2 separate regions of the Mus musculus genome follow, and region 2 is linked to region 1. A link is a loop called in an ENCODE intact Hi-C map of the cell type or tissue named here. Cell type or tissue: left cerebral cortex. All regions are shown on one strand. Region 1 has its middle 59 kb from the start of Gm46758. Region 2 has its middle 17 kb from the start of Gm25189.

Region 1 (4,000 bases):
CTGGGGACAAAGCAGGATTACATACAGGTCCTGGCTTTATAGTCATTGGGGTTAGTGACTGGGGCATGAATTGGTTCTTAAGAGCTTTGAGGGGTGACGTCATTCTGTATTTCCATCTGACCACTCATTACTGCTCTAATTACTTTCCAGTGTTCTCTTGTCCCTTCTGCCATGATGACTGGCGACATTTGAGGCAACCACTGTGGGATGAATGAAGAGACACCATGTAGAGTTTCCAGAGAATACAGGATATATATATATACATATATATATATATATATATATATATATATATATATATATATGGGTGAGCAGTAACTCTTTGTTATAAAGAAAATCTTGCTTTAAATTAAGCTTAATGCTGTCTACCTGACTTGATATAAATGATAATGAAGAAAACGTGGAGGTAAGCATTTACATGGGCTGGCTCATTTAAATCCTCACAAGAACAAAAATGGCTTTTATTTCCTCTGATTAATAGATGAGGAGTCAAATAACTTTTCAAACCTCTCCCATCTTGGAAATGGTAGGCCTGAACTTTGAACTCAAGGTTTCCCTGACAGAAAACCAAGGAACTATTATTTCCAGAGCATTCCTTGGAAGAGAAAATGCTAAGGCAGCCTAGGGAGTGGTAATTAATTTAGCACTTTGCATTCCGGAAGAAGCATTCCCGGGTAAATCAAGTCCTCTGTCAGCTCACCCCTCTGGGTAGGATGAGGTGTTCTCTCACCGGCAACCTGGTATCCGCCCAGAGCCTCCCGGTACCCGGGTTTGTTGCCCTGTGGCTGTGTAAACAACGTCTCTGCCTGGAAGAGCTCAGAGTCAGTTTTGGCCATTTAACCTATGTGTGACCCTGAAAATGTGAAAATGTTAATCTCAGTCTCTCTCAGCTTTGTTTCCTTTTTTTTCAGTGAAAGGGAGGAAGCTATAGAATCCAGTTCAGAGCCTACTGTGAGGAATTAGGGAGGCCCTGTGTAAAGCACTTGGAATTTTCTCTCCCCACCCCCATACCTTCAGAAATAACGAGTGCAGAGTCACTCTATCTGCTTGTGAACATTTTGAAGGTTTTCATTCCCCTCGAGAGGAAAGAGGTCTGTTTTGGAGAGAGGCCAGTGGTGTTCAAAATGCAGGAAGTAAAAGAAACATAGGAGCAATTCCCTTGCACTGGAGGAGAGCTCTCTTTTAGTATAAGCAGAAAAGCAAATTGACTTGGTGAATAATAATTTTTCTTGAAGGTTTTTTTTTTTAATTGTTGTGTTTTTTGAGTTTTGTTTTGTTTTGTTTTTGTCTTTTACTGAGATGAACCAGCTTCCGCCTGAGGTGAACAAATCCTTTCCCCTCTCAGATCTTATCGTTTCTTATCTGGAAGATGGATAGATTGGAGCCAGTCTCTCCAGTGTCTGGTGGCTGTTTGATCCTGCCATGCCCTGTTGCATCCGCCCGGGAGGAATGTGTCTGGAGCCTGTTTCTGTCTTGGGCTGTGAAACTCAGCCTGGAGGGGCTTCCTCAGAGTGAAGGAAAAGTGACCTAGCCTCACTTCTGTTTGACGTTAGAGTTCTGTAGCTTTCTTTGGTGGGGGGGTCTAACACGTGGGACCAAAGGAAAAGCGCATGGAGTCTGCAAACAGTTGTGGAACAAGTGCGTTTCCCCGCAGGCCAGCAGGGGAGAGGGAAAGGAAACAAAACAAGACAAAAAAAAAAAAAAAAAAAAACCACACACACACACACACACACACACACACACACAAAAGATGTTTATTGCAAAGCTACAGTCCCAGACTAACCTGGAGGGATGTTTGAATTCTGGAAAACCTTATGGATAAGCCTCGCAATTATGTACTTAGTCACAACCAGAGGGGAGGAACTTTGAAGGCACTGAATTGAAGAGACACAAAAGTCAGGAAGTGACCCTTTCGTGGGGACTGCAGAGGCCACAGAGGAGAAACAAAGTCCCTTCACAACCAGGGAAGACGGACCGTACCATCCCGGGGGGCCGGAGTGGGGAAGAGGGCGGTGGAAACTGACATCCTCGCTCTCAAGGAGCCGGCGAGGACACGGGATTTCCCGACTGAAAAGCCTCAGTGTTCGCCTGTCCCCGCACAGCCTCTCCCCCTCCGTGGAGGCCTGGGTCCGGCAGCCCGGGGGCGCCCTGCATCACCGCTCTGTGCGCGGGCGGGGCCGCGCTCCCCGGCCTGGAGATGGATGGCGTGCCCGAGCCAGCCCATCTGCGGCCGCGGCTGGTCCGGGAGGAAGCCGTCCCCGGGGATGAATGGGGCTTTGTTCGCTGCCAGCCGCGCTCCCCTCGCGGCCCGGCCCGGCACAACGGAGGCAGTATGCGACAGGCATGGAAATGAGCCGCGGGCTCTCCCCTCGCAGCGCCCAGGAATGCTGGCCAGCCGGAAAGGAGCCCTCGCTGGGGACCCGCTCCCGCGCCTCTGAAACCCCATTGAGAAGGGCTCTTTGAAGCAATTAAAGCGCGTTTCACGGCGGCCCGGGAGGGGGCCCTGGCCGTCCAGCTTCTCTTTTTACCCCTCTTCTCTGTCCGATCGTGTTTGTGCACCTTGGTGTGGCGGGTTACCTAGAAACCAGGCCAGAACCCGCTCCCTCTCTTGCAGAGATTCTGTAACCTCACAAAAGTGTCCCCATAAACAGATTGCTTGTCACCAGGGGGCGGGGGTGTGTGCGGGCTAGAACCCAGTTTGGACTTGCTCCAAGCTGACCTGCAGAGCCTGGGTTCCTGCTTTCAAAGGCTTCTTTGCTGGGCTCTGCACCCACCTGCCCTGCAGTCAGGTTTAGGCAGACAGAAATTGCCTCTAGATGAAAAAGTCCTGAGGCTGCGGCTCAGCATTTTCCATTTTCTCAGTGGTGGGGTGGGCCGCGTTCAGGTCTAGAAGTGATGTCACAACCAGCCCTGTAAAGTGATGTAACCTGCACTTGTTGAAGGACTAGGACCGGGCTATTTTGAGACTCTTGAGTTTCTTCCTTCCCCCCTGGAGAAAAGTGGGTGACTGGGCAACTCACAAAGCCGCTCTGGGTACAGCGGTTCTCATTTGTTACCGGGGAAAATCTTAAGGCTCAGGAACTGATTCCGTGAAGAAGGATGGAATTCCTTCTAAATTGGAGGTGGGCACCTTATATATATACCCATGGGGCAAGTGTGTGAACTGAAGGCCCAGTAACACCCATATAAAAAGATTTCATTGAGTTCTCTAGTTGATTTTATAGTGCTTTCTTTCCTCTAGGAGTTAAGTCTGTCTCTTCCCCAGCAGGTGCTTCCTAGAGAACAGGATTCTTTTGTTGTAGCTTTGCTTTGTTTGTTGTGTTTCTGAGACTTGGTTCTTGAATTTCCCTCTGTGGCCAAGAATGGTGGTATATTCCGGATCGGCCTGCCTCTACCTCCCAAGTGCTGGAGTTCAGGCGTGTGCTGCCTTGAGCATCATGATCTCTTTGGGGGGGGGGGGGTTGTTTGTTTGTTTTGTTTTGTTTAGAAGTATGGGAAAGGTTCTGTGTTCAGAGCAGGTCCTTAACAATACTTATGCTAGGCAAATACATTCAATGAAGGAGCGAATGAAGTCCGATCCTCTGTTTTGTTTGTTTTGTATAATTCCAAACGAGAAGTAGAAGTAGTGAGCACAAGGTGGTTCCTGGGCAAGGAAGACGTTGAGAAGTTTGAAGGGAAGGTTCGGGAACATTTTTGAGAGCACAAACATGCCTCAAATGTTTCCTGAAATGACCCAGAGGAGAGCAGGCACTCAGGTGGGGGACTCATTCTTTCCAAGTTTGGGGTTGGTTGGTTCTGGCTAACATGAATCATGTTTTACGTCAGTGAGGAGTGTACCCCGTCCATCATTCACTCTTTAAGCATGCCATGGAAACAGGATGGTCAGTCAGAGTCATGGTTGTGCGTGGTAAGCATCATTGCGGCTCATGTGCTACTCCAGTGTCTCCATGGTGATTGTTACCTGGGGCTTGGCTTATACTTCTATTAGGATATTTTTTCT
Region 2 (4,000 bases), 250 kb before region 1:
ACCTCACAGTGCAGGGGCAGTGACAGGATGCTGAGAGGACCCCACAGTGCAGGGGCAGTGACAGGATGCTGAGAGGACCCCACAGTGCAGGGGCAGTCACAGGGTGCTGAAAGGATGCCACAGTGCAGGAACATTCAGGCTCAGGGAATGCGTAGCACAAGGGAGGATCTCTTTTTCTCAGTGGGAATTGAGCCTTGGGCTACAGCTTAGTTGCACTTATTCATAGCCTGCTAGTTAAACTTTTATAGATTTTTGAAAGCAACAGTACAAAAAATAGCTCAAAAGATTTAAATATCCCAAAACTTGAGGATCATCTATGACTCTATGTCATTGCAGTTGGCAGGCACTTCAAGCTTAGTGTGGTCTCTGCTAAATCCCATTTTCATTGCTTCTGCTAGATGTACCCAAGGACTTTCTGTAGACACCATCTCCTCAGGGCCAGCAGAGTCAGGTCGCAGAAGCACAGAGTGCTAGGATCTCCACAAGATCCAGAATGAATGAGCCTGGCCTCCCATAACACTGCTGCTCCTCGGAGCCCATCAGACATTAAAACAGGGGCTGGGGACTTAGCTTAGTGGTTAAGAGCACTTGATGCTCTTGCAAAGGACCTGGGTTCAGTTTCCAGCACCCACACAGCAACTCACAACTGTTTGTAACTTCAGTCCTAGAGGATCTGACATGCCTTTTCTGGCTTCTCTGAGGGCCAGGCACACACATGGTACCCATACACACAGGAATAAAACTGTGTATACATATGAAATGAAAAAATAAAATCGTTTTAAAAAAGAAATTAAAACAATGTTGTCCTCAAAACAGTTACAATCTACCTGAAGAATTCAGTTTGTTCCTCCTTGAAAGGGTGAAAAAACTTAATACTCTGTTATTCAGTGTAGTTTTTTATCTCTCTAAGGACTCTTCCTGCACATATACAGGGATGCTAGAGGAAAGTTAAGCCAAGAGAAAGGTTTTCCATATTAAACTGGAGCTGGGGGGGGGGGGAGGTACCTATTCACAAGAACCTAGTCATTAATTTGTCAATTAGGGTTTGTTAACCACATACTATGCATAAGACTTTATGCTGAAACATAAGCTACAACGAGAAAAGAGTGTCTAGCCCTCTGCAGGTTTGTGTATAAATCGAAGGAGTTCACTTCCCCGGTCTAGAGTCAAGTTGCTTCAAGAGGTTAAGAGGCTGTGGAGATCTTGTGCTGCTTGTGGCTGTGGAGCATCAGCCCAGAGGCATCCTCACAAGAATCTGTGGAGACCTCTGCCCTGGTCAAGCCCTCTTCCACAGCTCCGTGCACCTTACCTCATTGTGGGCTCTCCCTCAAAATATGGGAAGAATTCATCTTCCGACAGCGAGCATCCAGCATGGGAAATAAAGGATGTGAGCGATGGTTTCCTTGCCTTGCGATCTGTTTCCATTTAAAGCCGTGGAAGAGGGAATGAAAACTCCGAATCCCACTGATTTCAAATACATGCTGAGGTTGCTCTGACAAACTGATGCAACCAGCGGGTAGGAGGAGAAGCCCATCATATAATAGTCTGCGGTGCTAGAAACCTAGAAGAAGGAGCTCCGTGAAGCCACTAGGGGGCGCCACAACCCCGAGGCGCAGAGGGATCTGTCCTAAACTATTCAAGGAAGCTCAACAAATGCTTCCTGTTACACTTGAATTTTGGCCCTCTCAACTCGTTTGTCCGTCTGTCCGTCTATTTGTCTGCTTGTTTGTGACAGGGTCTTGCTATGACACCCTGACACTCAATATGTAGCTGATTTCAAAATTACAGCTGATCCCCCTGTCTCAGCATTCCAAGTACTGGGGTTGTGAGGTGCGCCACCACTCAACTATAGGATTCTGCTTCTTCTCAAAACCGTGTATTTATGGGAGAACACTGCTGCAATCATACATTAAGAAAACAAACCACAGTAACTGAAAGGAGTTCCATGACTGGACAGGGCAAAGGTCTTACCTTGGACATTAAGCTCTATCCTAAATTCTGTCGTGGTCACAAAAGAGATAAATGAAGCACGCAATACATTCACTGGGGACAAAAATGCCAAGGCAGGGCAATGAGACGCGTGACAGAAGGCAGAGCCACAACCTCACTCTGCCTCAGGACAGTCAAGGGCTGAGGAAAGACAGAGATAGATCAGCTGCCTGTCTATCAGTCCAAAAAACAAGACTGGCTTTTCTGTGGGTTTAACAGGTGCTTAGCTTAGAACCTGCGACTGGGAATGGGCCCAACACACAGAAAACTCAACCCAAGAAGTGAACTCGCACGCAATAAACTCTCCAGCTCTGTTCACACTAGAAAAGTAGATGTATCCCCAAGATGTAATCACACTATTGTTGTGTATGTGTATATGTGCAGGCGGGCTTAGAGGTCAATGTTAAGAGTCTTCCTCTATCTTTTTGGCCCTTATTTTATGAGAGCCTATCTTCCACTGAACTGGGAATTCACTAGGTTAGACTGGCTGGCCAGGAAGCACTGGGCATCTGCCTGTCTCTGACCCAGAGTCCTGAGATTACAGGCGTGCCACTGTGTCTGGCTTTTTGTTGCAGACACTGGATATTCATACGCAGGTCCTCGTGCTTGTGCAGAGGGAACGTGACCCACCGGGCTGTCTCTGCAAAGCAGTGAGCTCATTTTGAAAGGATGTGCTCTGTGTTCTTAATTTGGGGGGGAAAATCCTGCTAGCAATCTTAAAATAGGCAAAACTATAAAAAACGTTAGAAATGTAACACTTCAGCGATGTTTATGGCCTACTGGAATAACCAAAGCGTAATCTTTTTAAGAATTCAGCTCCGTGGCCGTCCACATCGATTCTAAGTTTAGTGTTGTGTAATGTTATTTGACTCCCTCGTGATGGTAATGTAGAGATGTCAGATATAAGGTAACATTTCAGTTTCAAGCTGAATGTGTGAGGGAGCAAAATGCCAGCAAGCAGTGTGTGTGTGTGTGTGTGTGTGTGTGTGTGTGTGTGTGTGTGTGTGTGTTCATGTGAGGGTTATACCAAGGCTAAACATCAAACTTCAAAGTAATGGGAGAAAATCCTACACCAATAGTTTTCTGCCTTTTTGTCCTTAAATATTTCACACTTAATCCATTTTAATCCATTTCACTACTAAGTTTCCGTTTGAATGGGATATTGCTCAGATCCTCAAAATGTATCACTTCTCAAGAAAAAGTTATTTGCATGAGGCTTTCATTAACATTCATGGGCATATATATTCTCAGACCTTTTTGAGACTCAAACCAATGGGCTCTTTTAAGATAAATCCTTAAATAGATAAAAGCAGAGGACAACAAAATGGCTCAGTGGGTAAAGGAGCTTTCCACCAAAACCAAAGACCTGAGTTCAATCCCTGGACCCCACATGGTCAGAGAGAATCAATCCTGAGAGCTGTCCTCTGACCTCCACGAGTGCCCTGGCATGTGTGTGCAACACACACACACACACACACACACACACACACACACACACGACAAGGTGTTTAAAAATTAAAAAGGTTGAATTACAGAGAAATAAAAAGCCCATCAATGTCATAATACCAGGTGTTCTACTCCCAGGTACCGGATATCTCAAAGCCGCTGTGCGGTCGGTGGTGCATCTGCGATTAGAGAGGACACTGAGAGATCCACAGAGGAACCTGAGAGTGCTGTGTGCAAGTTATAGTCAGGGGGAACAGAGGGCCCCCGTGCCCCATGTATAACCCAACTCAGGCACATTAGAATTCTAAGTGTGAAGGCAAAACTGTGCTGCTAAAAGATATGAACTAGAGGGTTTAGAAGTGATGGGAATACTATCTCCTGGCAACGCTCATTTTGGAGATTATCGTAAGCTATTTTCCACATTTCTAACAATGAGAGAGTATCACTTGTGTAATTAAAGCATGTAAGAGTTACATCAGAATAAGCAGTTAGGCTTTGCTTACTTCTCTAACAACACAAAATGCTGAGAAGCCGTTCTGCCAAGAACCGGGCATTTTACATGTGA

The links. Peaks named below come from ENCODE experiments on the same cell type or tissue, not always from the same donor. Only the 100,000 strongest peaks of a DNase experiment are listed, where the experiment ranks them.
Region 2: it touches region 1 in a loop (2.3-fold over the local background); 1 of 42 quality-filtered maps calls a loop at or near these places.

What each region holds. Positions count from the first base shown.
Region 1 is chr2:116,974,079-116,978,078 of GRCm38, reverse strand. No RefSeq gene overlaps it. Among named protein-coding and RNA genes, the nearest start is that of Gm46758, 59 kb to the right of the region's middle. In left cerebral cortex, CTCF peaks have their summits at 1,633 and 2,296; DNase peaks (open chromatin) are centred at 1,578, 2,172, 2,719, 2,859 and 1 more place; H3K4me3 peaks cover 1,447 bases; H3K27ac peaks cover 2,848 bases.
Region 2 is chr2:117,229,039-117,233,038 of GRCm38, reverse strand. No RefSeq gene overlaps it. Among named protein-coding and RNA genes, the nearest start is that of Gm25189, 17 kb to the left of the region's middle. In left cerebral cortex, a CTCF peak has its summit at 1,593 (motif pointing right); DNase peaks (open chromatin) are centred at 1,588 and 2,651; H3K4me3 peaks cover 538 bases; H3K27ac peaks cover 666 bases.